2 separate regions of the Homo sapiens genome follow, and region 2 is linked to region 1. Evidence: chromatin loops called from intact Hi-C (ENCODE). Cell type or tissue: MCF 10A. All regions are shown on one strand. Each heading gives the region's core, and the rest is flanking DNA. Links, peaks and the distances in the headings are about the cores only.

Region 1 (15,410 bases), core at 3,856-11,855:
CATGTTGGCTGGGAGCAGTGGCTCATACCTGTAATCTCAGCAATTTGGGAGGCTGAGGCAGGCAGATCACTTGAGGTCAGGAGTTCGAAACCAGCCAGCCAACATGGTGAAACCCCATCTCAACTAAAAATACAAAAATTAGCTGGATGTGGTGGTGCATGCCTGTATTCCCTGCTACTTGGGAGGCTGAGCCAAGAGAATCATTTGAATTCGGGAGGTGGAGGTTGCAGTGAGCCTGGGTGACAGAGCGAGACTCCGTCTCAAAAACAAACAAACAAAAAACATTTCTGTGATTTGCTTTTTTCACCTAATTATCATAAACATATTTCAAGACAAAAGATATATTTCTGCATCACTTTAAATGGCTCCATATTATTCCACTATATGGATATTTACTTATTTTTAACAATCTGCCATTGTTAGACAGTTACATGTTTATATCTTTTTATAATTACTAACAATACTGCAATTGATTTTGTTGCTAAATATTTGTGCTCATTCTTATTTCTTTACCACAAATTCCAATAAGTTAAGTCATGTGATATTTGAAATGCTTTTCTCATAGTCAGATTTAGAGGCAATGGCTGTAATAGATATCTCCCAGCTCAGTTGCTTTTTGTGGCTTTGGGTTTCAGTCCTACCTGCTAAAGATTAAACTTGATCAAAGGTGCATGTTCTAAGTGACATTAGCAGTGTAGTAATCTAGGAGGTCATAGCCCTTGTCCTGCCACAAAAAAAAAAAAAAAAAAAAAAAAAAAAAAAAAATTTCATAAGCTCCATAGACAAATATAGCCCCAGGAAAGCTCTGGAGTACAATTAAGAAGATGCAGCAATCTAAAAGAACTGAGAACACCCACATAGAATACGGTAGGAAGCGTTTTGCCTGCATTCACCTCATTCCCCAGACAAGCAGAGCCCAGTGAAGAAGAATTTCTTCTGCTGTGAGTCCCCCAGTTGGGAAAAAAAGAGAGCAAAAGGACTTGGCAGGCTTCACCATCGAGGACCCCAGCAGTCATTGTGCTAAGGCCCTGCAGTCTTTGCCAAGAGTAACCCCAGCTGCCAGAGTCACCCAGAGCCCATCAAGCTACTTCCTCATGCCAGCCACAGATAAAGGTCTTTCCCTACCAAAGACAGTCTGTAAAGTTTGAAAGAGGTGACTGTTTCTTCAAATGCACAGACACCAATAGGGTCATATCTTAAAGATATTGTGGTTTGGGTTTCAGACCACTGCAATAAAGTAAATATGCAGTAAAGTGAGTCACACAAATTTGTTGGCTTCCCAGTGCATATAAAATATGTTGATATTATACTGTAGTCTATAAAGTGTGCAACAGCATTATTTCCAAAAAACAATGTACATATCCTAATTTAAAAATACCTCATTGCTAAAAAAAAGGCTAATGATCATCTCCTTGATCCACGGGCTGCAAAATAGATGTTGTGTTAGCAGGCAAAAATCAACTTTAAGGCTGGGCATAGTGGCTCATGCCTGTAATCCCAGAAGTTTGGGAGGCCAACGTGGGTGGATCACCTGAGGTCGGGAGTTCGAGACCAGCCTGATCAACATGGAGAAACCCCATCTCTAGTAAAAATATGAAATGAGTGAGGCATGGTGGTGCATGACTGTAATCCCAGCTATTCAGGATGCTGAGGCAGGAGAATCACTTGAACCCAGGAGGCAGAGGTTGCAGTGAGCCGAGATTGCACCATTGCACTCCAGCCTGGGCAACAAGAGCAAAACTCCATCTAAAAAAAAAAAAAAAAAACCAATTTTAGTTTTCTTATCTATCTCCATCAGAGAGAGATCTTGGGTGACTAAGCACATTGTCAATGAGCAGTAATATTTTGAAAGAAATATTTTATTGTGATAAGTAGGTCTCAACAGTAGGATTAAAATATTCAGTAAACCATGCTGTAAACAGATGTACTATCATCCAGTTTTGTTGTTCCATTTTTAGAGCACAGGCAGTGTAGAGTTAGCATAACTCTTAAGGGTCCTGGAATTTTCAGAATGGTAAATGAACACTGGCTTCACCTTAAAGTCATAAGCTGCATTAGCCCCTAATGAGAGAGTCAGCCTGTTCTTTGAAGCTTTGAAGCCAGGCATTGACATCTCTCTAGCTATGAAAGTCCTAGATTACATCATCTGATAGAAGACTGTTTCATTTACACTGAAAATATGTTGTTTACTGTAGCTACCTTCATCAGTGATCTTAACTAGATATTCTGGATAACTTGCTACAGCTTCTAAATCATCTTTTACTGCTTCACCTTGCACATTTATGTTATAAAGATGACCTATTTCCTTAAACCTCATGAGCCATCTTCTGCTAGCTTCCGACTTTTCTTCTGCAGCTTCCTCACCTCTCGCTGCCTTCACAGAATTGAGGAGTGTTAAGTCATGGCTCTAGGTTATGGCTTGGCCTAAGGGAATATTGTGCCTGGTTTGATCTTCCATCCAGACCACTAAAACTTTCTTCATATCAGCAGAAAGTTTGTTTCACTTTTTTTAAAATATCATTTGTGTGTTCACTGGAGTATTACTTTTAATTTCCCTCAAGAACTTTTCTGGACAAGGCATGGTGACTCATGCCTGTAATCCCAGCACTTTGGGAGGCCAAGGCAGGCAGATCACCTGAGGTCAGGAGTTTGAGACCAGCCTGACCAACATGGTGAACACCATTTCTACTAAAAATACAAAATTAGCTGGGCATGGTGGTACATGTCTGTAACCCCAGCTACTCAGGAGGATGAGGCAGGAGAATTGCCTGACCACAGGAGGCAGAGGTTGCAGTGAGCCAAGATTGTGCCACTGCACTCCAGCCTGGGTGACAGAGCAAGACTCCATCTTAAAAAAAAAAAAAAAAAAAAAAAGCTTTTCCTTTGCATTCACAGCTTGGCTGTTTGGCACCACAGGCCTAGCTTTTGGCCTGTCTTGACTTTTAACATGCTTTCCTCACTAGGCTTAATCACTACTAGGTTTTGATTTAAATTAAGAGACATGCAACTTTTCTTTCACTTGAACATGTAGAGTCCATTGTAAGGTTATTAACTGACCTAATTTCTATACTGCTGTGTCTCAGGGAATAGGAAGAGAGATGTCTCAAGGGAAGAAAGAGAGATGAGCGAGTGGCTGGTTGGTAGAGTGATTGGAACATACACAACATTGCCGTGGCTCATGCCTGTAACCTTCCACTTTGGGAGTCTGAGGAGGGCAGATCATCTGAGGTCAGAAGTTCAAGACAAGCCTGGCCAACATGGCAAACCCCCGTCTCTACTAAAATACAAAAATTAGTGGGGCATGGTGGTGCACACCTGTAGTCCCAGCTACTCAGGAGGCTGAGGCAGGAGAATCACATGCTGAGGATTTCTCAGCAGAAACCTTGCAGGCCAGGAAAGAGTGAGATGTTATATTTAAAGTACTGAGAAAGAAAAAAAATTGTCAACCAAGAATATTATACCTAGCAAAACTATCCTTAAAAAAGAAAGAAAGATAAACTTTTTTTCAGACAAACAAAAATTGAGACAGTTTGTCACCACTAGATCTGTCTTGTAAGAAATGCTTAAGGGAGTTATTTAAATTGAAATGAAAACATGATAAACAGCAACATGAGAGCATATGAAAGCACATATCTCACTGTCTATATATTCAGTAAACCATGCTCTAAACAGATATACTGTCATCCAGGATTTATTGTTCCATTTATAGAGCACAGGCAGAGAGTGGATTTAGCATAACTCTTAAGGGCCCTAGGATTTTCAGAATGGTAAATGAGCATTGGCTTCCCTTTAAAGTCATGAGCTGCATTAGCCCCTAACAAGAGAGTCAGCCTGTTGTTTGAAGCCAGGCATTGACTTCAGGTAAATATATAGACAAATACAGAATAATGTATCAATGTAATGGCATTGCATAAATTACTTTTAACCCTAATATCAAAGTTAAAAGACAAAAAATATTTAGAATAAATATAACCGGGGCAGGTATGGCAGCTCATGCTTAAAATCCCAGCATTTTGGGAGGCTGAGGTGGGTAGATCAGTTGAGGCCAGGAGTTCAAGACAAGCCTGGCCAACTTGGTGAAACCCCATCTCTACTATAACTACAAAAATTATCTGGGTATGGTGGCACACGTCTGTAATCCCAGCTACTCAAGTGGCTGGGGCACAAGAATCACTTGAACCTGGGAGGCAAAGGTTGCAGTGAGCCACGATCATGTCACTGCACTCCAGCCTGGGTGACAGAACAAGATTCTGTATCAAAAAAAAAAAAAGGCACAACTATAACCACAAATACCTGTTAATGGATACACAATATAAAAAGAAATAAACTCTGGCTACAAGAACAAAAATATGTATGTATGTGGCAGGGGCAAAAGTGTATAGTTTTTGTATGTAATTAAAGTTAAATTGTTACAAACATAAAATATGCAGATATAGCTACAAGATATTCGATTCCAGCTTTGAGGTAAACACAAAGAAAAAAAATAATAGGTGCACAAAAGATAAAAAGAAAAGAATCCAAGTAAATCACTGCCAAAACAAAGAAAAAATCACCAAATAACAAAAGAAGATAGAAAGTAAGGAAGAGAACAAAATAACTGCAAAACAAGCAAACAGAAACAACAAGATGGCAATAGTAAGTCCTCACTTACCAATTTACTTTAAATGTAAAAGGACTGCAAGAGACTCACTTTAGATTTAAGGACACACATGGGCTGAAAGTGAAGGAATGAAAAAATATATTCCATGCAAATGGTAACCAAAAGAGAAGAGGGTTGGTTATACTTATATCAGACAAAATAGACTGATATAGACAGATAGATAGATAGATAGATGATAGATAGATAGATAAAACTGTTTCTAGAGATAGATGAGGTCATTATATGATGACAAAAGCACAGTTAACAGAAACATGTAATAATTATAAATACTGTACACACTCTACATCAGAGTACCTAAATATATATGCACATATTGACAGACCCAAAAGGAGAAATTAACAGCAATACAATAATAGTAGAACTTTAATATCCTTCTTTCAATAACAGAACATCCAGATTGAAAATCAATAAAGAAACTTGAAAAGAAAACTAACTTGAACAACACATTAGACCAAATGGACCTAACAGACATATATACAGAACTATCCAACAGCAGAATAAACATTCTTCTCAGGTATACACAACGCATTCTCCATGATAGATCACATATTAGTTACAAAACAAGACTTAGCAAATTTAAGAAGATTGAAATCATTCCAGGCATTTTTTGGACCACAATGGAATGAAACTAGAAATCAGCAACAGAAAGAAAATGGGAACATTCACAAATATGTGGAAATTAACAATACACTCATGAACAACCGTTGGGTCAAAGAGGAAATCAAAGTTAATTTTTAAAATATCTCAAGACAAATGAAAATGAAAACACAACATACCAAAACTTATGAGATGCAGCAATAGCAGAACTTACAGGGTGGTTAATAGTGATTAATATCTATGTTAATGAAGAAAATCTTGAATAACTCACCTAACTTTAAACTTTGAGGAACTAAAAAAAGAGCAACACTAAGCCTAAAGTTAGCAGAATGAAACAATAAAGATTAGAGCAGAAATGAATAGAGTAGAAAAACAATAGAAAAAATCAACACAACTAAGAGTCGGGTTTTTGAAAAGATAAAATTGACAAACCCTTAGTTAGACTAACAAAGAAAAAGAGAGGGGAGAGAGAGAGAGACTCAGATAAACCCAGAAATGAAAGAGGAGACATCACAAAGGGTGCCTCAGAAACAAAAAGGATTATAAAAGACTATTATGAACAATTATATGCCAACAAATTGGATAACCTAGAAGAAATCAATAAATTCTTAGTAATATACCACCTACAAAAACCGAACCAAGAATAAATAGGCTGAACAAACAAATAACAAATAAGGAGATTGAATCAGTAATAAAAAAATCTTCCAACAAAGAAAAGCCTAGGACCAGATGGCTTCACAGTGAATTATATCAAACATTCAAAGAAGAATGGTGTATATGTGACACATTTTCTTACATATACACCATGGAATACTATGCAGCCATAAAAAATGATGAGTTCATGTCCTTTGCAGGGACATAGATGAAGCTGGAAACCATCATTCTCAGCAAACTAACACAGGAACAGAAAACCAAACACCGCATGTTCTCACTTATAAGTGGGAGTTGAACAATGAGAACACATGGACACAGGGAGGGGAACATCACACACCAGGGCCTGTTGGGGGTGGGGGGCTAGGGGAGGGATAGCATTAGGAGAAATACCTAATGTAGATGACGGGTTGATGGGTGCAGCAAACCTCCATGGCACCTGTATACCTATGTAACAAACCTTCACATTCTGCACATGTATCTCAGAACTTAAAGTAATAAAAATATAAAATATAAAATAAAATATAAAATATAAAATATAAAATAAAAATATAAAAAAAATAAAAATATAAAGTAATAAAAAAATAAAAAATAAATAAACAAAAAAGAATGAATACTAATCCTTCTTAAAGATGTTAATAATAGGGGAAACTGGGTGTAGGGCCTATGTAGACTCTCTGGACTACCTCCACAATTTTTTTAAGCTAAAGGTATCCTAAAATAAATTGTTTATTATATAAAAGGGCATGTACCATGGGCTGAAGTTCCAAGACTTTTACCCCTGCAGCAGGCTGGGGGCTATCACAGGATGACTATTAGCTCTAAAATGTAATGTCTTCTTCTTTTTCTTTCTTTCTTTCTTTTTTTGAGACAGAGTCTCCTTCTGTCACCCAGGCTGGAAGTACAGTGGTGAGATCTTGGCTCACTGCAACCTCCGCCTCCTGGGTTCAAGAAATTCTCGTGCCTCGGTCTCCCGAGTAGCTGGGATTACAGGCGTGCACCACCACACCTCCTGGCTACATTTTGTATTTTAGTCGAGATGAGGTTTCTCCATGTTGGCCAGGCTGGTCTCAAACTCCTGGCCCTAAGTGATCCTACCTGCCTCAGCCTCCCAAAGTGCTGGGATTACAGGCATGAGCCACCGCACCCGGCCTATAATGTCTTCTTGAAGCCTGATTGGCAGGCTCCCTGGGATAAGTTGCAGACTACCTTCCCAGGTGTTTCTTTCTTCCTAATAGTTTTCTGATATCAACATTTACATCTCAATTCTCTAAGTACACTCTTGGTAGGGTTCTACCTGGCGTGCACTCAGTGTGGCTTACCAGACACCATGGGGGTGTTCCCTGCTGCAAATTTGTACATGATCTTGGTGGACTTCAAGCTGACTGTCATGTCAGCATGTTAGCCCTGTTCAAAGAACAGCTTACTCTCTGGGGGTTTTATTCCTTTTTTTTTTTTTTTTTTTTGAGACGGAATTTTGCTCTTGTTGCCCAGGCTGGAGTACAATGGCAAGATCTCGGCTCACCACAACCTCCGCCTCCCAGGTTCAAGCGATTATCCTGCCTCAGCCTCCTGAGTAGCTGGGATTACAGGCATGCACCACCACACCCAGTTAACTTTGTATTTTTAGTAGAGACGGGGTTTCTCCATGTTGGTCAGGCTGGTCTGGAACTCCCAACCTCAGGTGATCCGCCTGCCTCAGCCTCCCAAAGTGCTGGGATTACAGGCGTGAGCCCCCGCGCCCCGCCATATTCTTATTCAAAGAAAATGAGGGCGGACGCAGTGGCTCAAGCCTGTAATCTCAGCACTTTGGGAGGCCAAGGAGGGTGGATCACGAGGTCAAGAGATCGAGACCATCCTGGCTAACACGGTGAAACCCCGTCTCTACTAAAAGAAAAAATACAAAAAAATTAGCCGGGCGTGGTGGCGGGCGCCTGTAGTCCCAGCTACTCAGGAGGCTAAGGCAGGAGAATGGCATGAACCCAGGAGGCAGAGATTGTAGTGAGCCGAGATCGCGCCACTACACGCCAACCTGGGCGACAGAGTGAGACTCCGGCTCAAAAAAAAAAAAAAAGAAAAGAGAATGAGAAGCAAGATGATGAAGTGGTAGAGTCCTTGAATGACAAACACTAATGAACCAGGGCTTCTGCAGCAGGCCCTGTGCTGGGCATATTGGTACAATGCTTTCAACATGGCTTGCCTAACTCTTCTGGTGTGCAGCGTGCCTGGAGAATTGCTAGATTTAACCCAAGACCCCAGTTATCAACTTTTAGAAAAAATCTTGGAATCAGATTACAGAAAACGAAACAAAATGGTGCTCAAAATTATACCCCAAGAGGCCAGGCGCAGTGACTCACGCCTGTAATCCTTGCACTTTGGGAGGCTGAGGCGGACAGATCAACTGAAGTCAGGAGTTTAAGACCAGCCTGGCCAACATGATGAAACTCCATCTCTACTAAAAATACAAAAATTAGCCAGGCGTGGTGATGTATGCCTGTAATCCCAGCTACCCAGGAAGCTGAGGAAAGAGAATCGCTGAAACCCAGGAGGTGGAGGCTGCAGTGAGCCGAGGTCGCACCACTGCACTCCAGCCTAGGTGACAGAGCAAAACTCCGTTTCCAAAAAAAAAAAAAAAAATAGACAACAACAACAAAAAATTATACCCCAAAAGTTTCACTACACCCCTTTAGTCACCAGTTTCCAGGCTAAGTCTGAACAAGGAGCAGTTGTTTTCCTCTCTTCAACACCTTGAAAAAGCAAATGACAGCAGAGACAGAGTTGCATCATCAGTATTATTTCATCAACTGCTTCTCAAGAATTTCAGAAAGCAGGCTATAACCAGACTCATGGGATGAGTCACGTGGCATTTGCTCTTGTCATTAAGAGTCAGAATGTTTGCTAAAACAGCCATAGCCTGAGTCATCACTTTACAGAATGTCACACGAATAATGCCCAGGAATAAAGAACATTGATTCTCTTTCTTTCACTCCCTGGAAAATACAGCCTTTATAGTGGGGTTATAAGGTACGTGAGAGAGCTACTTCATTAAGTTATTTTTTATTGTAGATTAAATGTTTGAGGTTACTTTTACTTATTGCTGGCCTAAATAATGTCCCACACTGCAATCCTGTCCTTTTTCTAGCTAACTACCTGATCGTGACTTTTCCTTGTTTTGAAGAGAGAAAGTCTTCTAAATGTCCCAAATTGTGGTGTTTTGTGAGTATTTACACATCCTTTGCCAAGAATCTTCATAAGCAAAATATGTGTGGCCCTACAAAGAAAATAGAGCTTTCTATTTTTGATCAATGAGTACTGCATAATTCAGTTAAACTCAACTGAGTTTAATCCAACAAATATTTATTATCTATTCTAGGTTTAAAGTGTACTAAGCTCTAGTGGGGAAAGAGTGTTTCTGTCTTCAAGAAACACAGAACAGTAGGAAAGAAAGACATACACCCGTGAAACAAATTATTAGCTTTACATGATAAATGTCATTCTTTCATTCAACAAAAATATTAAATATTTTCCATGAATCAGAGCCTGTGCGGAGTAGGAACCAGGGATACAAAATTAAATGAAATAGCCTCTGCTTTCAAGGTGCACACAATCAAATGGAGAAACACAGACAAGTAAACAATAGTTACATTAGACTGTGATGAGCGATGATAACAGCAGAAATGGGACCAAAGAGTTGGCAGAGGGGTCTGGGAGGCTTACAGAAAACTTCAGAGAGGAAATGACTTCTGAGAGTTCCCACTAAAAGGAAACAGAGGCAAAGCATGGTGGCTCATGCCTGTAATCCCAGCACTTCGAGAAGCCATGAGGGGCAGATTACTTGAGGCCAGGAGTTCGAGACCAGCCAGGCCAACATGGCGAAACCCCATCTCTACTAAAAATACAAAAATTAGCTGGGAGTGGTGCCTCACACTTGTAATCCCAGCTACTTGGGAGGCTGAGGCACAAGAATCACTTGAACCCAGGAGGCGGAGCTTGCAGTGAGACGAGATCGCACCACTGCACTCCGGCCTGGGCGACAAAGCCAGACTGTCTCTAAAATAAAGAAAAAGAAAACTGTGTTCCAGCATTCATCTGTTGAAATAGGATCACCCCTAATCCCACTAAACCTCTTCAATTTCGACTTGACTCCTTACTTTGATTTGGAATGTTTAAAGAAAAGGTCCTGGCCGGGCGCAGTGGCTCACGCCTGTAATCCCAGCACTTTGGGAGGCTGAGGCGAGTGGATCACCTGAGGTCAGGAGTTCGAGACCAGCCTGACCAACATGGAGAAACCCATCTCTACAAAAAAAAAAAAAATACAAAAACTTAGCCAGGTGTGGTGGTGCATGTCTGTAATCCCAGCTCCTCAGGAGGCTGAGGCAGGAGAATCACTTGAACCCAGGAGGCGGAGGTTGCAGTGAGCCAAGATTGTGCCATTGCACTCTAGCCTGGGCAACAAGAGTGAAACTCTGTCTCAAAAAAAAAGAAAAGAAAAGAAAAGGTCCTAATTGGGGCTCAATTTTTACCCTTTGTTACTGAATTAAGACATATCTCCACTATATTTGTAGGCTTGATTGTTTTTAAATTAATTATGCATTGAAAAGTCTAAAAAAGCTACTATCTTTTAGTTCTTTAAGAAATCTCCACACTGTTTTCCACACTGGTTGTACTAGTTTACATTCCTACCAGCAGTGTAAAAGTGTTCCCTTTACACCATATCCATGCCAACATCTATTTTTTTTTTATTATGGTTATTCTTGCAGGAGTAAGATGGTATCACACTGTGGTTTTGATTTGCATTTCCCTGATCATTAGTGATGTTGAAGATTTTTTCATGTTTGTTGGTCATTTGTATATCTTCTTTTGAAAATTGTCTTTTCATGTCCTTAGCCCACTTTTTGATGGGATTGTTTGGCGTTTTATTGCTGATTTGTTTGAGTTCCTTGTAGAAAGGTTCTGGATATTAGTCCTTTGTTGGAAGTATAGATTGCAAAGATTTTCTCCCATTCTGTGGGCTATTTACTCTGCTCATTGTTTCTTTGGCTGTGCAGAAGCTTTTTAGTTTAAGTCCCATCTATTTATCTTTGTTTTTGTTGCATTTGCTTTTGGGTTCTTGGTGATTAAGTCTTTGCCTAAGCCAATGCCTATAAGGGTTTTTCCAATGTTATCTTCTAGAGTTTTTATGATTTCAGGTCTTAGATTTAAGTCCTTGATCCATCTTGAGATGATTTTTGTAGAAGATGAGAGATGAGAATCCAGTTTTATTCTTCTACATGTGGCTTGCCAATTATCCCTGCACCATTTGTTGAATAGGGTGTCCTTTCCTCCACTTTATGTTTTTGTTTGGTTTGTCAAAGATCAGTTGGCTGTAAGTATTTGGGCTTATTTCTGGGTTCTCTATTCTGTTCCATTGGTCTATGTGCCTATTATTAAGCCAGTACAATGCTGTTTTGGTGACTATGGCCTTATAGCATAGTTTGAAGTCAAGTAAAGTGATGCCTCCAGATTTGTTCTTTTTGCTTTGTCTTGCTTTGGCTATGCAGGCTCATTTTTAGTTCCATATGAATTTTAGGATTGTTTTTTCTAGTTCTGTGAAAAATAATGGTGATATTTTGATGGAAATTGCATTGAATTTGTAATTGTTTTGGCAGTATGGTCATTTTCATAATATTGATTATATCCATCCATGAGCGTGGGATGTATTTCCATTTGTTTGTGTTGTTTATTATTTCTTTCAGCAGTGTTTTGTAGTTTTCCTTGAAGAGTTCTTTTGACTCCTTGGTTAGGTATATTCCTAAGTATTTTATTTTATTTTTGCAGTTATTATAAAAGGGATTGAGTTCTTGATTTGATTATTATCTTGGTTGCTCTTGGTATATACCAGAGCTACTGATTTGTGTACCTTAATTTTGTACCCTGAAACTTTGCTGAATTCATTTTCAGTTCTAGGAGCTTTTTGGAGGAGTCTTTAGGGTTTTCTAGGTATACAATCATATTATCAGCAGTGACAGTTTGACTTCCTCTTTACTAAATTGGATGCCCTTTATTTCTTTCTCCTGTCTGATTGCTCTGTCTAGAACTTCCAGTACAATGTTGAATAGAAGTGGTAAGAGTGGGCATTCTTGTCTTGTTCCAGTTCTCAGGAGGAATGCTTTCAACTTTTCCCCATTCAGTATAATGTTGGCTGTACTTAATTATACATTTAGTATAATTAAGATATGTCCCTTCTGTGCCAATTTTACTGAGGGTTTTAATCATAAAGAGATGCTGGATTTTGTCAAATGCTTTTTCTGCATCTATTGAGATGATCAGGTGATTTTTATTTTTAATTCTGTTTATGTGGTGTATCACATTTATTGACTTGAGTATGTTAAACCATCCCTGCATCCCTGGTATGAAACACACTTGATAATGATGGACTATCTTTTCAATATGCTGTTGGATTCAGTTAGCTAGTATTTTGTTAAGGATTTTTGCATCTATCTTCATCAGGGATATTGGTCTGTAGTTTTCTTTTTTTGTTATGTCCTTTCCTGATTTGGGTATTAGGGTGATACTGGCTTGTATGATTTAGGGAGGATTCCCTCTTTCTCTATTTGTAGAACAGTGTCAGTAGGAATTTGATCCAGCAATCCCACTACTGGCTATCTACCCAGAAAAAAAGGAGTCATTATATGAAAAAGATACTTGCACACACATGTTTATAGCAGCACAATTCACAATTGCAAAAATATGCAACCAGCCCTAATGCCCATCAATCAACACATGGATAAAGAAATTGTATAGATACACCATGAAATACTACTCAGCCATAAAAAGGAACAAAATAATGGTATTTGCAGCAACCTGGATGGAATTGGAGACCATTATTCTAAGTGAAGTAACTCAGGAATGGGAAACCAAACATTGTATGTTCTCACTCATAAGTGGGAGCTAAGCTATGAGGACGCAAAGGCATAAGAATGATATAATGGACTCTGGGGATTTGGGGGAAAGGAATGGGGGGGGTGAGGGATACAAGACAACAAACTGGGCACCTTGTATACTTCTCAGGTGATGGGTACACCAAAATCTCAGCAATCACCACTAAAGAAGTTACTCATATAAGCAAACATCGCCTGTTCCCCAAAAACCTATGGAAATAATTCTTTTTTTTTTTTTTTTTTTTTTTTTTTTTGAGACAGAGTCTCACTCTGTTGCCCAGGCTGGAGTGCAGTGGTGTGATCTCGGCTCACTGCAACCTCCACCTCCCAGGTTCAAGTGATTCTGCTGCCTCAGCCTCCTGAATAGCTGAAATTACAGGTACACGCCACCATGCCCAGCAAATTTTTGTATTTTTAGTAGAGACAGGATTTCACCATGTTGGCCAGGCTGGTCTCGAACTCCTGACATCAGGTAATCCACCGACCTTGGCCTCCCAAAGTGCTGAGATTACAGGCGTGAGCCACCTCGCCCGGCTGGAAATAATTTTTTTAAAGGCTACTATCTGAACTCTGAAGACCACTTCCTCCAGTCCCATCTGCAATTCAGCCATCCATCCCTGTGCTGCAGCTGTCTACAATCATTCCTAATATTAAGCACCCTTGCTTAAGGGCAGACAGAGACATTTTCAGATTTTTTAAAGAATTTATCATTAGGAATAGTTATGTGGTTCCAGATCTATCCTCTTGGGAGATTCAAAAGTTGTTTGTTTGTTTGTTTGTTTGTTTTTACTTTAAATCCTGCTCATGAGTTTTAAAAAATGGCTTCTTAGGTGCAAGTTCATAGCTAAATGATTGAGAGTGCCACCTGCCGGGAACACCTGAAATTCCTGGACTTGCATATTGAATTGCAAGTTTCCTGGACCCAAAGCATTTGAATCAAACTGAGACCCTCTGGTTACAAATGAGGACTCAGTCTCTACGGCTACAGAATTTGCATTTTAAAACAGTTTTGGGGTGCCTTGAGGTTTAAGAAACAAATGTCTTAGTTCCCAAACTTGCCTGATAAGAATCACCCGGGAATTTTTGTTTGTTTGAGACAGCGTCTCATTCTGTCCCACCCCAGAGTGTAGAGACACAATCGTAGCTCACTGCAGCCTTCAATTCCTGGGCTCAAGCGATCCTCCCACCTGAGCCTCCCAAGTAGCTAGGACTAAAAGCACCCAACACCACGCCCTCCTGATTTTTGTATTTTTCTTTTGTAGAGATGGAGTCTTGCTATATTGACAAGCTGGTTTTGAACTCCTGGGCTCAAGTGATCCTCTGGCCTTGGCCTCCCAAAGTGCTGGGATTACAGACATGAGCCACTGTGCCCAGCCAGAATGCTTGTTTAAAATATTTTTACTCCGGATCACATTACAGACTTACTGAATTCGTATTTCCAAGAAAGGTGCCTGGGACTTGAGATTTGTATAAAACCATCAGATGAATATTAAAAGCTGAAATAGATTCTCTATACCAGGGTAGAAGAGCACAATTGTTGATTTTGTTTTTTTTTTAAGCAGATAATTGATAACTAGAATATGAAACATCTAGGTCTGGGAATATGGCAACACTACCACAATCAAGTTGTCCCTGGATTCTCTGTCCCATAATTCAGCTCTGTGGTCTTAAGTGCCAGCCCCTTCCCTAAAATTCTTGCCATTAAACCCCAGGCTCCCAGGCTGGGCAGGGTGGCTCAAGCCTATAATCTCAGCACTTTGGAAAACCGGGGGGGGGTGGGGGGGGCGTGGATCACCTGAGGTCAGGAGTTCGAGACCAGCCTGGCCAACATGGTGAAGCCAGGTCACTATTAAAATACAAAGATTAGCTGGGCGTGGTGGCGGGCGCTTGTAGTCGCAGCTAATCGGGAGGCTGAAGCAGGAGACTTGCTTGAACCTGGGAGGTGGAGGTTGCAGTGAGCCAAGATCACACCACTGCACTCCAACCTGAGCGACAGCAGGAGACTCCATCAAAACACACACACACACACACACACACACACACACACACACACAATCAAAAAAACTCCCAGGCTCCCAGTGGCTTCCTCTGATACCAGCTAACACATTTGTGATGCCAACTGCCTGACAGGCAGAGCTCCTGTTGGAAAGCCCTCCTACAACCTATCTTGTTTGCTTTGTGAACGGTTTTATTAGGTTGGTGCAAAAGTAATTGCGGTTTAGCCATTACTTTCAATGGCAAAAGCCACAATTACTTCTGCACTTACCCCAATTTTTTTTTTTTTTTTTTTTTTGAGCCGGATTCTCCTGCTGTTGCCCAGTCTGGAGTGCAGTGGCGCGATCTCGGCTCACTGCAAGCTCCGCCTCCCGGGTTCACGCCATTCTCCTGCTTCAGCCTCCCGAGTAGCTGGGACTACAGGCCCCCACCACCACGCCTGGCTAATTTTTTGTATTTTTAGTAGAGACGGAGTTTCACAGTGTTAGCACTTACCCCGATTTTCTCCTGTGAAGCAATGTCCTAGGTTTGGAACTACCTTTGGGATCGCATTGTGTCCAAAAGAACCAAATTCCAGCTTTGGGCAA
Region 2 (15,410 bases), core at 3,513-11,512, 54 kb before region 1:
ATAACCACTAACCCATGGGAGTCATCCAATATACTGGATGTCTGCTGTGTCCTGGGCCCCCTGCCTATTGGGCTCTGGGAGTACAACAGCAAAGGACGTGGACATAGACAAATAATCAGACAATAACACGGGGAAAAAGTGCTGAGAGAAGGGAAGGCCAGCTGTTATTAGGATTACCTAAGAAGGTCGCCTAACCTGAACCTGCTAAGTCATGGAGGCTTTGAGTAAAGCTGAGAAACTGAATAGGTGTCAGGCGTGGTGTCAGGAGTAAGCATTATATGATCCACCCTGCTACCGCAGAAATCCAGATTGTTAACCACTTTTCCCTAAAAGTCTGACTTCATTCATGGTGATATGGAGATGGCTTGAGTAGGACTCAGTAGCAAGCAAATATTTACAACAGGTGTTGAGCCTTTTTCAAGTTTGTGCAGGTCCACTGGCCTCTGAACTTGACTTTGACTAGCTTAAGCTCCTGCGGCTCACCCACATTCCCTCCTTGCCTCTGGGCTCCTGCAAGGCCTGGGTCAACCAGTCATGTTTAACTACTGGGATTCACATGCTTGGATTGAAGTTATTTTTCCAGTGCTGCTCTCTCAGAGGTATTTTGCTTGCCTCCCTTGTTTATGCTTTAAATGTTGCACCTGGGCTTGACCTTGGGTTTAAGTCTGTTTGCAGAAACCAGACATGGGTTCTTGTACTCTGACAATAAAAATAAAAAGTCAAACCTCATAGACAATCAACACATTCATTATGGACTGAGAGCACACACAATTATGCATCTGTGGAGAAATGAATAGTTATGAAGTATACATGTTTGGGTGGAACCATTGGTCATAGCTAGGAATGGTCAACTAGGGGGAACGGAACAGGTAGCTCTCTTCTCCCTTTCTTTACCATAAACCCAGATCATTACCTAGTAGGGCTCAAGAGAAAAAATAGCATGGTACATGGTTAACAGCCCCAGCGCTAGCATCAGAGCACTTGGGGTCAAATCCCACCATGGCCATTTACAAACTGTGTGAACTTGGGCAAGTCACTTAATTTTTCTAAGCTACCATGTTGCTTTTGTAAAATGGAGATAGTAACACCTTCTATATTAGGTATCACCCAAGCTTCTATAACAAAAAGAGCCTCCCAAAAAACCAACAAAATAGCATAGACAAGATCAAAGCTTATTTCTCTCACAATAAAGCATTTCAGACCTAAATGGTACAGGGCTGGTTAGGCAACTCTGCCATCCTCAATACATAGCTTCCATCTCTGAGTCCAATGTAGCTGCTCACTTGATCATAACTGCATGCCAGCCAGTGGGAAGGGGGACAAAGGAGCAAAGGGAGCCCATGTCCTTTCCTTTTTAGGGCACAATTTGGAAATAGCACACTTTATTTCTACTCACATTCCATTGGCCAGAATTTCGTCACATGGCTATGCCTAGCTATACAGGAAACCGGGAAATGTAGTCACTGGCTGGGTGGCCATGGGCTTGACAAAACTCAGGCATTCTATTATAAAAGAAAAGGGAAGTGAATATCGGTGGCTGATCAGCAGCACCGGCCACACTGACCTCCAAGGGTAGTTGGAGGTTTAGGGAAGATTATATGAACCATATGAGTTAGTTATCTGTATTATCTGATTATTAGTATTTCTATTTATTCTGGAGTGCCATGTAGCTCTTGTATGAGTTGCAACGCTGTTCAGAAAATACAGCAAACTTTGTTGTAGGATATACTATTATACTCATCCTTGCGGGATGTGCTGTAGTTCAGAGACTGCCTCTGGACACTGAAGTTTGGCTCCAAGGTCACATTATGATGAACAAAGGCCAACCACTGCCCTAAACCAAACCTTCCTATCCCACAAAACCATCCTTTCAAAACATATTTTGTTTAATTGACAAACACTTAATATTGCTCTTACTATGTCTAGGCTCTACACTGAGGGATTTTCCAATATTAACCCATCTAATCCTTATAACAATCCTATAAGAGGGAATGGACTCTTACTACCTTCACTTTACATCTGAGGGCACTAAGGTACAGAAAGGTTAAGTAACCTCCCGAAGTTACCCAGATAGTTTGCAATGGGGCCAGGATTCGAACGAGACAGTGTGGCTCTGGAGATCACATCTCCACTCCTACGTTGTTCTGCCTGTGACAAAGTGGGCAGGAATAAAGGAAGATCTTGAGTGAGTGTTCTACATTCTTAGAATTTAACTCCAGCATTGCACTACCCTCTGCCCACCTGAAGACGCGGTGTTACGGGAAGCACCCTGAGTAAAGCAATTGTGAAATCCATGTTTTGTACCCACATAGTTGAGAAGAACCACAAGAAAATGACATTCTTCTCAGTCTTTAAAAGACAAAAAATGGGAAGTTGTTATGGATTTGTAATATAAGAGCATGACAGGCCTAGAGAGCCACATGGGATTGAGGAACAGCCAAAGGCAGGAATGAGAGTGCTGGAGAAGAGGCAGCTTGCAGAGCAGCAAGGATGAAGGAGGAGGAGGAAGATCTCTAGCTGCCTCTCCTTCCTGACAGCAAAGGGCAGGCAGAGACTTAGCTAAACAAGTTCATTCAAAGAATCATTTTCCACCAAGCAAGAGGACCTGTTGCCCTGTATCATCTTATATGCAGCTCCTGTTCCAGGATACGTGGACATAAACAGATTCAGTTCTGAGACACTGTGACATGAAGCAAAATTCTCCTTCTTGTGTCAGATGTGGAAAGCAATTGCTCCAGGCAACCTGAAAATGAAGATCTATTTACTTCTTTTTTTTTAACTGAGAAAATAAAGAGAAACGTTATTTTATTTCCTTGTTTGTCCTCTATATAAATTCTGAAACAAATAAATCATGTCTAGTGCCTACCTGCCTCATCAGTGGGAACTGAACTTGCATTGATTCCAGAAAGACCAAACAAAGGACAGTCTCAATCTGCAGTGACATGATCCCATTTGTGACATTTAATGCAGTTCATATTTCTAACCTGAATATCAAAGGGCTAATTTTTTTTGTTTATGTGATCTTTGGCATATTTTTCTCATGGAGCTTCTTTCTGCCATTTAAATTTGTCTTCATTCTCTCCTGTTTTCTTTTTTCTCTGTTTCCTTTTTTAGCTCCTGGTGGGGCCTCACAAATGAAATTAAGGCCATTCTTTACACATTCATCTCCCATAAGCAATCTATTTTCATATGATTATTGTTCTTTAAGATACTGCTGCCTTCATTCTTCTTGTTTCTTCTTATCATATATTTTCTGTTCTGCCATTCATACTTTTTTTTTTTTTGAGATAAAAGTCTCACTCTCTCGCCCAAGCTGGAGTGCAGTGGCGCCATCTCCGCTCACTGCAACCTCCGTTCTCGGGTTCAAGTGATTCTCCTGTCTAGCCTCCTCAGTAGCTGGGACCACAGACACACGGCTAATTTTTGTATTTTTATAAGAGAGGAGGTTTCGTCATGTTGGCCAGGCTGGTCTCGAACTCCTGGCCTCAAGTGATCCGCCGGCCTCAGCCTCCCAAACTGCTGGGATTACAGGCATGAGCCACCACACCCGGCCCATTCATACTTTTTTGATACTGGATTTGGAGGCAAGATGAACATCCTTCTTGCACATGACATTGTCAGAGGATTTCCCCATCCTTGAGCCAGAGCTGGGGAAAGCAGTGGCTAGCTCTGTAAGCAACATAAACGAACTACTTAGCAAGCACTAGCTTAATTCTCTGAAACTTTGTACTGGGATTTTTCCCAATCCCATCCCACCCAATATTCTAAATGTCAATGAATAACAATCACCGTTGCCTTTCTCTTGTCTGGCTGGCCCCTGAGGTGTGAAACAACTTACTCGATGGGCAAATTATAGATGATACAATATTAGGATTTGTATCATCTTTCTCTTAATGCCCTTTTAAACTCTGCATCCTCAAAAGAAGCCAGAAGCCACGTGGCTCAGCTTGGGGGCCTGTAGTTTACCATGTTGTCTTCTCAGGAAGACCTTTCTTGACCACTTCTTTTAATCTTATAGCTTCCTCTGGCACTTCCTGTCATGCCTTCCCTGCTTTGTGTTTTCTCTGTGATCCTTCTCCCTTTTAACATACTATATAACCGATTTCATTTGTTTATTGGGTATTTCTCCTACTAGAATAGAAGTCCATGAGGATTGGTGGGTTTTGTTTCTGGTTTTGAATTTTCTGCTTATTCTTAGCACCTGCAACAGTTTTCTGGCACCCAGGATATTTGACTAAATGAATGAACAAGCAAGTGAATTAATAGATGAGGTAATACCGGGATAAACCATGTTACAAATAACCAGAGTAAGTGACAATTTGCCTTGAGGGATTTGAGGGAGAATTTGATCAGATGCCTGGCTCAAATACAGATACCCTCCCATTTCATTTTTAAATATATTTTCCTTTAGGACTTGAGTACTTTCCCATATTCTCAAAAAGAGTCCTCTTTTAAAAAATAGATATATTGCCGGGTGCAGTGGCTCATGCCTGTAATCCCAGCACTTTGGGAGGCTGAGGTGGGCAGATCACCTGAGGTCAGGAGTTCGAGACCAGCCTGATCAACATGGAGAAACCTCATCTCTACTAAAAGTACGAAATTAGCCAGGCATGGTGACATGCACCTGTAATCCCTGCTACTCGGGAGGCTGAGGCAGGAGAATCTCTTGAACCAGGGAGGTGGAGGTTTCAGTGAGCCAAGATCATGCCATTGCACTCCAGCCTGGGCAACAAGAGTGAAACTCTGTCTCAAAAAAAAAAAAATAGATATATTACCCCCATTATGAACCTTCTGACATGGTACACCAGGAAGGACTCAACATCGCTTCTGTGGCATTCCTATCAAAAATGCATACTCTGAATCTAATCATGAGGAAACATGAGACAAACTCCAACTGAGGAACAGTCTACAACTGGCCTTTTCAAAATATCAAGATCATGGAAGTTAAGGACTAAAGAACTGTTCCAGTTTAAAAAAGACTAAGGAGACATGCCAACTAAGTATGAAGAGTGTTCCTGGACTGGGTCTTGGAACAGACGGAAAAGACTTCAGAAACATTATGGAGACAATTTATGAAATTTAATATGGGCCATAAACTTAATATGAATAAGAATATTGTATCAATGTTAAATTTCCTTGTTTTGATCATTAGACTGCAGTTATGTAATCTCTTACATCAGAGATTTCTTTTGTGTCTTAGAAAATACACATTGAAGTATTTAGTGGTAAAGAGGCATGATGTCTGCAACTTACTCTCAAATGGGCCAGAAAAAAATATACATCATATATATCCATATACACATGTAAGTAAAGAGAGCAAGCACTTGACAAAATAAATAGAGCAAAATCTGGGTAAAGGGTAAACTGGAGTTACTTATACTATTTTTGTAACTTTCTGCAACTTAGTATTATATCAAAGTAAAAATTTACAAATAAGTATACGTATATTCCTAGGGTGAGTCATACATGAGCATCTCAGGTAATACCTTCATTACAAGTTATTCAGTAGCTGAGAGCAAGAACTGGACACTCTCACTTTTGTTACTTCTTCACCCCAACCTGAGGACCCCCACATGAAGATGAGGAAGAAGTGGAAGACATTAAATTCAAACTTCACCTACATCACCGTTTTGCCTTGGACCCAGTGACTTTTACAGAAACAAATTGAGACACAGAGAAGTTACATAGATTAAAAGATAGAAATACGGGTTAGGGCCAGGCAAGGTGGCTCACACCTGTAATCCTAGCACTTTGGGAGGCCGAGGCAGGTGGATTGCCTGAGCTCAGGAGTTCGAGACCAGCCTGGGCAACATGGCAAAATCCTGCCTCTACTGAAAATACAAAATATTAGCCAGGCATGGTGTTGCATGCCTGTAATCCCAGCTACTCAGGAGGCTGAGGCAGGAGAATCTCTTGAACCTGGGAGGCGGAGGTTGCAGTGAGCCAAGATCATGCCACTGCACTCCAGCTTGGGTAACAGAGCAAGACTCCTGTCTTAAAAAGAAAGAAAGAAATACAGCTTGGGGTGGCAACTCACACCTGTAAGTCCAGACCTCTGGAAGGTTGGAGCAGGAGGATCTCTTGAGTCCAGGAGTTCGAGACCAGCCTGGGCAACATAGTGAGACCTTATCTTTACAAAAAAAATTAAAAATTAGCTGGGCATGGTGGTTCACACCTATAGTGCCAGCTACTCAGGAGGTTGAGGTGGGAGGATCAGTTGAGCCCAGGAGGTAGAGGTTGATCAGTCCACTGATGATAGCTCACTGCACTCCAACCTGGGCAAGACAGCAAGACCCTGTCTCAATAAATAAATAAGTAAGTTAAAAAGTAGGAATATATAAACAGTTAACCAGACAGGCTACACAGAGAAATGACCAAACTATTTTCTTAACCCTTATACATTATGAGATTTAATGTGTTAATACTTATAAAACCCTGAAGTCATCTGACAAAATGTACCCTAAGCTTGCCTTTTATTATCCTGAGATAAGGAATTACTTGACAATGAACATCGTTTCTGACTTTTTTATGACAGTATAATTGGTTGACATTAGTTTAATAAATATCAGTCACAATTTTCAAAATAGGCCCTGATTTTATGGCTGCCTTTGGTGATGTTTGGAACATGCCATCTCTTGCGCTATTAAGTTTACAGATTATTCTGTGTATTGTTCTGTTAGCAAGAACCCTAGCAACACAAGTCTTGATGTCTGAAGTTAACTAAGTGCAAGAAAGCACCTTATCTTATAACAACTTGCATTCCTCAAACATCTGAGCTTCTGTTGAGTGTCCTCAGTAATCATCAACCCTAAAGTAACCCTTGAGCAAGGGAAAGTAGGGTGTTGGAAAGGAGCTGGGGCAGCTGAAGCCCACGACAAAAAAAAAAAAAAAAAAAAAAAAAAAAAAAAGATGCCAAAAGTGCCAGTCATCAAAACTCTTGAGTGCTGTAATGAACGCTCCAGGGAGCATTGTAGTTGGGAGAATGATTCAGCAGTGGCTGACTCTAGGCTACATGGACAGATTCAACGAAGTTTATGGTCAAAAGCATTGCACTGGCTGGAGGCAGAGGAGGTGTGTGGTTTGTAACAGAAAAAGGCATTTGTCCTCCTTACATCATATTACCCTGTGTTATTACTCTCTGCCCCTCTCAAATATATCAACACGAAAGCTCTGTGACCTAAAGATGAAAAGAAATCATTTGCAAAGGTCAAACATTTTTGTGTTATGAAACACAAAAGTCTATGAAATCCACCACATACATTGTGAAACCAAAGTCAAGGTTCTATTTATTCTGTGCCAGTTCAGTGTAGGAAGAAAAAGAAGTGATGAGGCATATTTTTAAAGACAAAAAACTTAAAAAAAATGGACAAAATTATGACTGCAGACATGTGGAGAGTCCTATCTACACCCTGTCAGATGGTCCAAACACTCCACTCCCAACCATTTAGCCAAACTTTGCATCTGTTTATGGCTACATCTAGGAAATCAAAAGCAGATGACAACATCATCACTGCAGCCAATGTTTGTAGCAAATATTCCTTCTCTCCAAAGGCTTAGAAATTTGTGAACGTGGAGCCAGGAAGACGGAATCATAATTAAATGCAGATGTGCTATCATGTTATGCTATTATGCACCTAAAAGAAACAATGACCTGGAGTGCAAAACCAGTGTCTCCCTGAGAGAGCCCCAGATGGCACAGTCGGGCTAAGGACAGATTTCACTGTGGGGACCTGGCTGTGAAGGAAGGCCTAGAAGGAAACTAAAGAGATAAACATTGAGATTAGAGAGTCTACCTTCGTCAATTTAAAAAAAGAAGAAACAAAGATATTAGAGAAAACTCATATTGATCAAGACTAGATCTCAGTTCTGAAATTCGGAGGAAAGTACTGTTTGTCCAGAATAAAAGGAGGGAATTTGCAAAATCCAAAGAATAGTGGATAAGGCATGGATTAAAATAGCTTCAGGCCAGGCACAGTGGCTCACTCCTGTAATCCCAACACTTTGGGAGGCAGAAGCTAGAGGATCGCTTGAGCCCAGGAGTTTGAGACCAGCCTGGGCAACATAGTGAGACCCTGTCTCTAAAAAAAAAAATTAAAAATTAGCTGAGCATCATTGCACACGCCTGTAGTCCCAGTTACTCCAGAGGCTAAGGTGGGAGGATTGCTTGAGCCTAGGAGGTTGAGGCTGCCGTGAGCTGTGATTGTGCCACTACACTCCAGCCTGGGTGACAGAGTGAGACCCTGTCTCAAAAACAACAAATAAACAAAAAATAGCAGCTTCAGTAGAAGCACATTTATCCAGAGGTGGAGGGAAGGAGGCCTGGCTACAAGAAACCTTCATGCTCAACTGGCAAATTCAGCTCTGATTGTAAAGCATAAAAGGAAGTATTTTTAGAGCAATACTTACTCAGGAAACAGTAAAACTGAACATTGTGTTTCATCATAACTGGCTCTAACTTGCTGTGGCTGATTAGGACCATAAATTTTGAGTGATTCAGGTATGCCAGACCCTCAAAGAATCTAACTGAAAACTGTTTATTGACCAATGAACCACAGGACTTGTTTTAACCAACATACAGGCCTGTGGACTCTTTCCTCTCTATCCACAGTGCTAGTTTTCAATCCTTAATTTGTGGCCGTTAACAACCGCTGATTTGTACCCCCTCAGTGAAACTACTCAATCGACTTTTTTCTATAAAATATATTCCATTGTCTGGCAAGTTTTAAAAAAACACTTGATTTTTTTTAAGCACTGAGGACCTTTATATATATTTTTTTTTCAATATTTTATATATATTTTCAATAGCTTTAGGGGTACAAGTGGTTTTTGGTTTCATGGATAAATTGTATAGTGGTGAAGTCTGAATTTTCAGTGCACCCATCACCCAAGTAGTGTTCTTTGTACCCAATAAGCAGTTTGCCATCCCTCATTTCACTTCCACCCTCCCCCTTCTGAGTCTCAAATGTTCGTTATACCACTCTGTATGTCCTTGCATACACATAGCTTAGCTCCCACTTACAAGTGAGAAAACATGTGGTATTTGGTTTTCCACTCTTGAGTTACTTCACTTAGAATAATGGCCTCCAGTTTCATCCAATTTCCTGCAGAAGACCTTCTTTTGTTCTTTTTTATGACTGAGTAGCATTCCATGGTGTATGTAGACCATATTTTCTTTATCCATTCATCAGTTGACGAGCATTTAGGTTGATTCCGTATCTTTGCAATTGTGAATTGTGCTGCAGTAAACATATACATGCATGTATCTTTTTGATTTAATGACTTTTTTTTTCCTTTGAGTAAATAGCCAGTTGTGGGATTGCCAGATTGAATAGTAGATCTACTTTTAGTTTTTCAAGAAACTTCCATACTCTTTTCTGTAGAGGTTGTATTAATTTACATTCCCACCAGTAGCATATAAGAATTCCTTTTTCACCACATCCTTACCAACATCTGTTGTTTTTTGACTTTTTAATAATAGCCATTTTGGCTGGGGTAGGTGATATCTCATTGTGGTTTTAATTTGCATTCCCCGATGATTAGTAATGTTGCACTTTTTAAAAATATGTTTGTTGACCATTTGTATATCTTCTTTTGAGAAATGTCTATTCATGTTCTTTGCCCACTTTTTGATGGGATTATTTGCTTTTTTCTTGCTGATTTGTTTGAATTCCTTGTCGATTCTGGATATAAATCCTTTGTTGGATGCATGGTTTGCAACTATTCTCTCCCATTCTGTGGATTGTATGTTTACTCTGATTATTATTATTATTATTGCTGTACAGAAGCTTTTTCGTTTTTGTTGCATTTGCTTTTGGGGTCAGTCATAAATTTTTTATGTTAACCAATGTCCAGAGGAGTTTTTTCAAGGTTTTCTTCTAGAATTTTTATGGTTTCAGGTCTTAAAGATCTTAATCAAATATCTTTTTTAAAAAAGAGGAACGTGAACAAGAAAGATAAAGGATGATGTGTGTAAAAAGCTAAAGGTGACTGTAGCCCCTAAAAGCTGTATAAAGAAGGGTAGGGTTTGGAAAGTGCCAGCTAATGCTTCCCCATCCCAGGTGTGAGGCAAGGACAATGGAAGGGATGTGAGTACACAGGGATCATTAAGAGACATGTGGCCTCTTTGGATGTAATTCCTGGAGTCCCAGCCACCACTACTGGCCCCTACCTCCATCCCAATGCTTTGGATTTCCTGGTTACAACAGCAGTGGGAAAACTGAAAATCCATTCTTTTTTTTTTTTTTTTTTTTTTTTGAGATGGTGTCTTACTCTGTCACCCAAGCTGAAGTTCAGTGACACCATCTTGGCTCACTGCAACCTCCACCTCCGGATTCAAGTGATTCTCATGCCTCAGCGTCCCATGTAGCTGGGATTACAGGCACCCACCCCCATGCCCAGCTAATTTTTGTATTTTTAGTGGAGACAGGGCTTCACCATGTTAGCCAGGCTGGTCTCAAACTCCTGACTTCAGGTGATCCACCCACCTTGGCCTCCCAAAGTGCTAGGATTACAGGCATGTCTGGCCTGAAAAGCCATTCTTGCAAGAGCTGTTGGTTCGACTCTTCACTTGGAGTCCAGGTTTCTACTGCCAGGGGCACCACCACATCCTGGCATCTCTCCTAATACCACACCATCGTCACCATGGCAACTGTTGCCTCCTCTCGTTTAGTTGCCATCACCTCCACAAGCTTTCACCGCCCCAGTGAGGTACCTCTCCCAATCATGTTGATGTGCCCACAGTACAGGGAGACCAACCATCCTGGTTTACCTGGGACAGAGGGGTTTCCTGGGATGTGGGACTTTCAGTGTTAAAATGGGAAAAGTCCCTGGCAAATCAGGATAGTTGGTCACCTTACCACCATAGTTGCCACAACTGCCACCGCCACTGACTGTGTCTTTGAAGTCGAGGTGGGAACAGTGGAGCATACTTCTGTCCTATGAAACAGTGCTAGGGCAGCTTTTACTTCCACCTTGAGTGCCCTGCCAAGCCCTCAGGGGAAATTCACACATCTCCATTTCCTTGAATGGAATCACGCAACCCTAGGAGGCTGCACTGCCTTCCCTCAGGCCATTTCTCGGTGACAGCTGTGTCCACCCCACTGTCACCCCAGCGATGTTGGCTCCAGGCTGAATCTGCCCATCTTTCCCGCTCCGTTATCTCTGAGGAGGACCTTCACCACACAACCTGAGGAAGGCAAACTGGACTTAAAACTTACTGCAATTGTCTATACGTGTGCACCAATACAATCCATAGAATACTCATGATTTTTAACTGTAAAATCTGCTCAAGTGTTATGCTAAAAGGGTGGAGAAATAATACTTTCAGATAGTTTTTTTCAAAAGAAAGAATGAAATATTTAAAAGAGAAATTTGTTAATCTCACCAAAAGCCTCTTTTTAAAAAAATTGAAATGATACTAATATGCTGTTTTTTATAAAGCCATATATATTCCCTTCAAGTGCTTTAGAAAATAGAGAAAATCATATAAATTTAACCTCCCAAAATCACCCCCAAATTTTACCATCCCAAGATAACCATTGTTAATATTTTTTCACAATTTGATGAATACTCTTCTAGTTTTATCTATGAATGTTTATGCACTTAAATATAGAAGGCTTTAAATAAAATGAGATCATATATATTATTTACAAATATTACATATATACATACTATATAACTTGTGCTTCTCACTTAATATGTCATAAACATCTTTCCATGTTGACAAATAAAAATCTCCATGATCGTTTTTAATGGCTACATGATATCCCATGTATTCCACAGTATTCCATGGATGTTTATTCTAGGCCTTCTTAGCTGCGGTAGATAGCAGCAGAAATTCTCCAAAGAGAAGCTTTTAAGAAAGCATTTTTCTTAACGGCTGCCTCCACTTCATTGCAGTGTTGACATCTCTTAAAAGCCTGCCAAAACTCCAATTCCCACAGTTGTTTACAGAGTAGCCCATAAAATAAGATATCTGAAATGGCATCTTTATCAAACATCACCAAAAAGAGGAAATAGAAAACCCAGAGGCACTCTGGTCTAATAGCCGTGATTCTTGTAAGTAGACTATTCCAGAAAACAAAAACAAAGAGGGGAAAGTAACTGAACTTCCAAACACTGGCAGTGCAATCCAAAGAGGTGAAAAGCAAATTCACATGAGCTGAATAAAGAAACTAGCAATCAGGAAGGAAGCACAGGGGAAATCACAAAAGAAAGCAGAAGAGCAGCCCTTGAGATAAGAAAAAGGAGGCAAACATGAGAAGGGTTCTTCAGAACTTGGAGATCACTGTAGATAACAGCAGAAGCACGGCCCGGCACCGTGGCTAATGCCTGTAATCCCAGCACATTGGGAGGCCAAGGTGGGCAGATTACCTGAAGTCAAGAGTTCGAGACCCACATGGCCAACATGGTGAAAACCCATCTCTACTAAAAATACAAAAATTAGCGGGGCATGGTGGCACGTGCCTGTAATCCCAGCTACTCGGAAGGCTGAGGCAGGAGAATCACTTGAACTTGGGAGGCAGAGGTTGCAGTGAGCCGAGATCACGTCACTGCACTCCAGCCTGAGTGACAGAGTGAGACTTCATCTCGAAAAAAAAAAAAAAACACCAAGCAGATGCATGAAGAAAGAGAAACAAAGGTATAGGAAACAAATGCAGGAGTGCAGACTAATACTTAAATGTCTTTTTTGGTCAGGGCTTTTAGTTGTGAAATATTTTATACTTAAAAATTTGAATATGATATAATTTATATATATGCAATACATACACATATTATAGAGAATAATAAAATCAAACATCTGTGATTCACCACTCAGCCTAAATAGAATCTTACCAATATGGGTAAAACCTTTCGCATATCCTTCCCTGATATTCCCCTTCCTCTCCCTTGCTTTCTTTTATGGTTTAATCAAACATATGTGTTCTATACATAATATACAGAGGGGAGAGTTAGCCTGTTTTTAAACTTTATATAAATGCTATGTGTTCTTTTGTAAACAGAAAACCTGCCTGAACAGAGTCCATCTTTAAGATTTAGAATGTCTGAGTATGTATCATAAGTGGTGGGGGAGGCAAAAGGAAAGTCCCCTTGCATGAAGGCTAAGATGTCTCCTATTAACCACATCAACTGGATGCCCTGTCAGGAGTTGGATGTATATGTATCTTTACATGTCTAGTAAACTCGTAGAAAGGTCTAACACAAATTTTTTTGCAGGGCCCTGAGAATCCTCTTATGAAACGACTCATTCTAGAAACAGCATGAATTGCTGGACCCAGGAATAAAGCCTGAGTTAGGAAGGAGAAGCGGTGATTCTGTGCTGTGCAACCATTGGGTGCAAGTTTAATTCCAAGGGAGAGACAGTGCTATAAAATAAAAGATGGAAGACTTCTTCTCCTATATTCTGTAACACACTGGAGCCCAGGCAACACTGCTATGACATGCCATCATAACAGATAGCAACATAAAAGGGAGAGAGCCATTCTTCCACACTCTGCCCATGATGGCACCAGTTGGGCCTGGGGTGCACATGGTGCCCAGTGGCACTGACCAGAAACAATGGGAGGTTCCCTGGGACCCAGAAAAACAAAGTAGCAGCAGTCCTGGCCAATTTAGATACCACTTTAATATCTTTCCTTGCTGGGATTCTCATAAATATCTGGGAGGAGACTTGGTAGAGGTTTGGACTTCCGTGTCTGATGAAGAAGTGAAATTTGGGTATTGATGTCAATGTGGTTCTATTTTCATCCTGAGGCTGGTAAGCTCTGAAGAAATTTCAAATTACAACCATAATATGTCAGGAGGTAACCTAGAGAAGAAGTAAAGCACTGTTTGGGAAATACAGGGCTAATTCAGTTTGCCTGGAACTTAGAATCTATGGAAGTTATTGGAGAAGTTATTGGCATGAAAGGTAGGTTCCTTCAAGGTGCTATGCTACCAACCCAGAAGGACAGGCTAAGGGGTATGGACTTTTAAGACTTATTCAATAGGAAAAGGAGAAGTGCTGAAAATGTTTTAACATACAATGGCATGCTCAAAACTGTGTTTTAGGAAGATTAATTTTCCAGCAAGATCAAAAAATATCATAAAATGGAGAGAGCAAATGAAGATCAGAAAACAAGTTCAACCACCTCTAAAAGAGTCCAGGTTAGCCGAAATAAGGGCAGTCGCTATGGGATTGATTCAAGAGCAACTGTGAAGTAGAATTGATGAGGACTTGGCATTACATCAGACACATCACTAAATGATGTTTGCAATCACACAATATACCCATGTAACAAACCTACACGTTTACCCCCTGAATCTTAAATAAAAGTTGAAATTATTTTTAAAAAATAAAATAAAGGGCAAATAACTGATTTCATTCACAATGAAAAAAGTTTCCAAATAATGATATGCTATGACTTGCTAATATATATTAAACTTTCTGAAATTTAATGCAATTGAAATTGAATCCATAATGACACCTGGAAAATCTGTACCTATTAAATTCTTCAGTGTTGTCATAACTTGAGTATGAAAGCCCTAAAAGAGAAAAACTTTCTTTATATACATCCTACTTTTTTTTCTTTTTATTTATTTAAAAGGAAAAAAATGTCCTTAAAAGAGAGGTTAAAATATGTCATTTTCCAGACCTTCAGATTGCTACACTGGTCACGTGAAGAGAAATCTGAAAACTATACAGGTGTCTTGTTCTAAAGAATCTGGGAAGTCAGACTTCAAGCGTCATTTCTCCAGATTCTGTGTGTTGGGGATTGGAGTGGGAGTTGAAATAGGTCCCTAATCACACATCTATGAGACATCTGGGGGTAAGAACTGTGAATTTCATGATATTATAGGCTATGAGATTGTTTTATATACTGGCTATTAGACCTAGGGCCCTGTGAATAGGCTGAGAGTGAGGGCAAGCCTCAAATCTTCCTGAAAGATGACCACTGGCTCTGTTTTGAGATGGCAATTTCCCTAGTTCAGAGAAAAGGGATTTATACATCAATTGAATAAATCATTCTTCAATTAAGTGATTCCAAAACAAGATGAAGAAAGCAGCCTCTCCAATAAACTTAATAATTACACCATTCAAGGGTACATCTCTCCTGTTGGAAAGCCATTGCCAAAGATTAACAGAATAGCTGGTGTCCACTTGCTGAGCAGCATTCCTGTAACCTGTGTCCCAGGATTATGATGTGGTGAGAAGACCCGCTACGTAACAAACTGGAGGAGGAGGAACTCTTCTAATTTCTTTGAACTTTAAGAGTTATAAATAAATGTGTCTTTTAACCATGGGGCTTTTTATTTACTTTTGTTTTTATAGGTAAATATGCTTCTTGTAAAATAGAATACAACAAAATATAAATGTACAAAAACTTGCTTCCTATTACCCACTCTCACCCCCAAACTCCTCTCTCTTTCTG

Evidence for each region. Peaks named below come from ENCODE experiments on the same cell type or tissue, not always from the same donor. Only the 100,000 strongest peaks of a DNase experiment are listed, where the experiment ranks them.
Region 2: a loop joins it to region 1, with 4 times the contacts of the local background. A loop is called at or near these places in 10 of 110 quality-filtered maps.

The regions. Positions count from the first base shown.
Region 1 is chr11:34,365,001-34,380,410 of GRCh38, reverse strand. No RefSeq gene overlaps it. Among named protein-coding and RNA genes, the nearest start is that of ABTB2, 15 kb to the right of the region's middle. RefSeq lists a cis regulatory region at 8,574-8,949. In MCF 10A, for the core only: no CTCF peak of the experiment used is centred there; a DNase peak (open chromatin) is centred at 8,700.
Region 2 is chr11:34,419,104-34,434,513 of GRCh38, reverse strand. It overlaps LOC105376622 (a long non-coding RNA gene), which reads right to left and starts at 2,225. Exons shown (of 3, transcript XR_931180.3): 1 at 2,067-2,225; 2 at 1,397-1,502. It also overlaps the pseudogene CIR1P3. In MCF 10A, for the core only: no CTCF peak of the experiment used is centred there; a DNase peak (open chromatin) is centred at 6,993.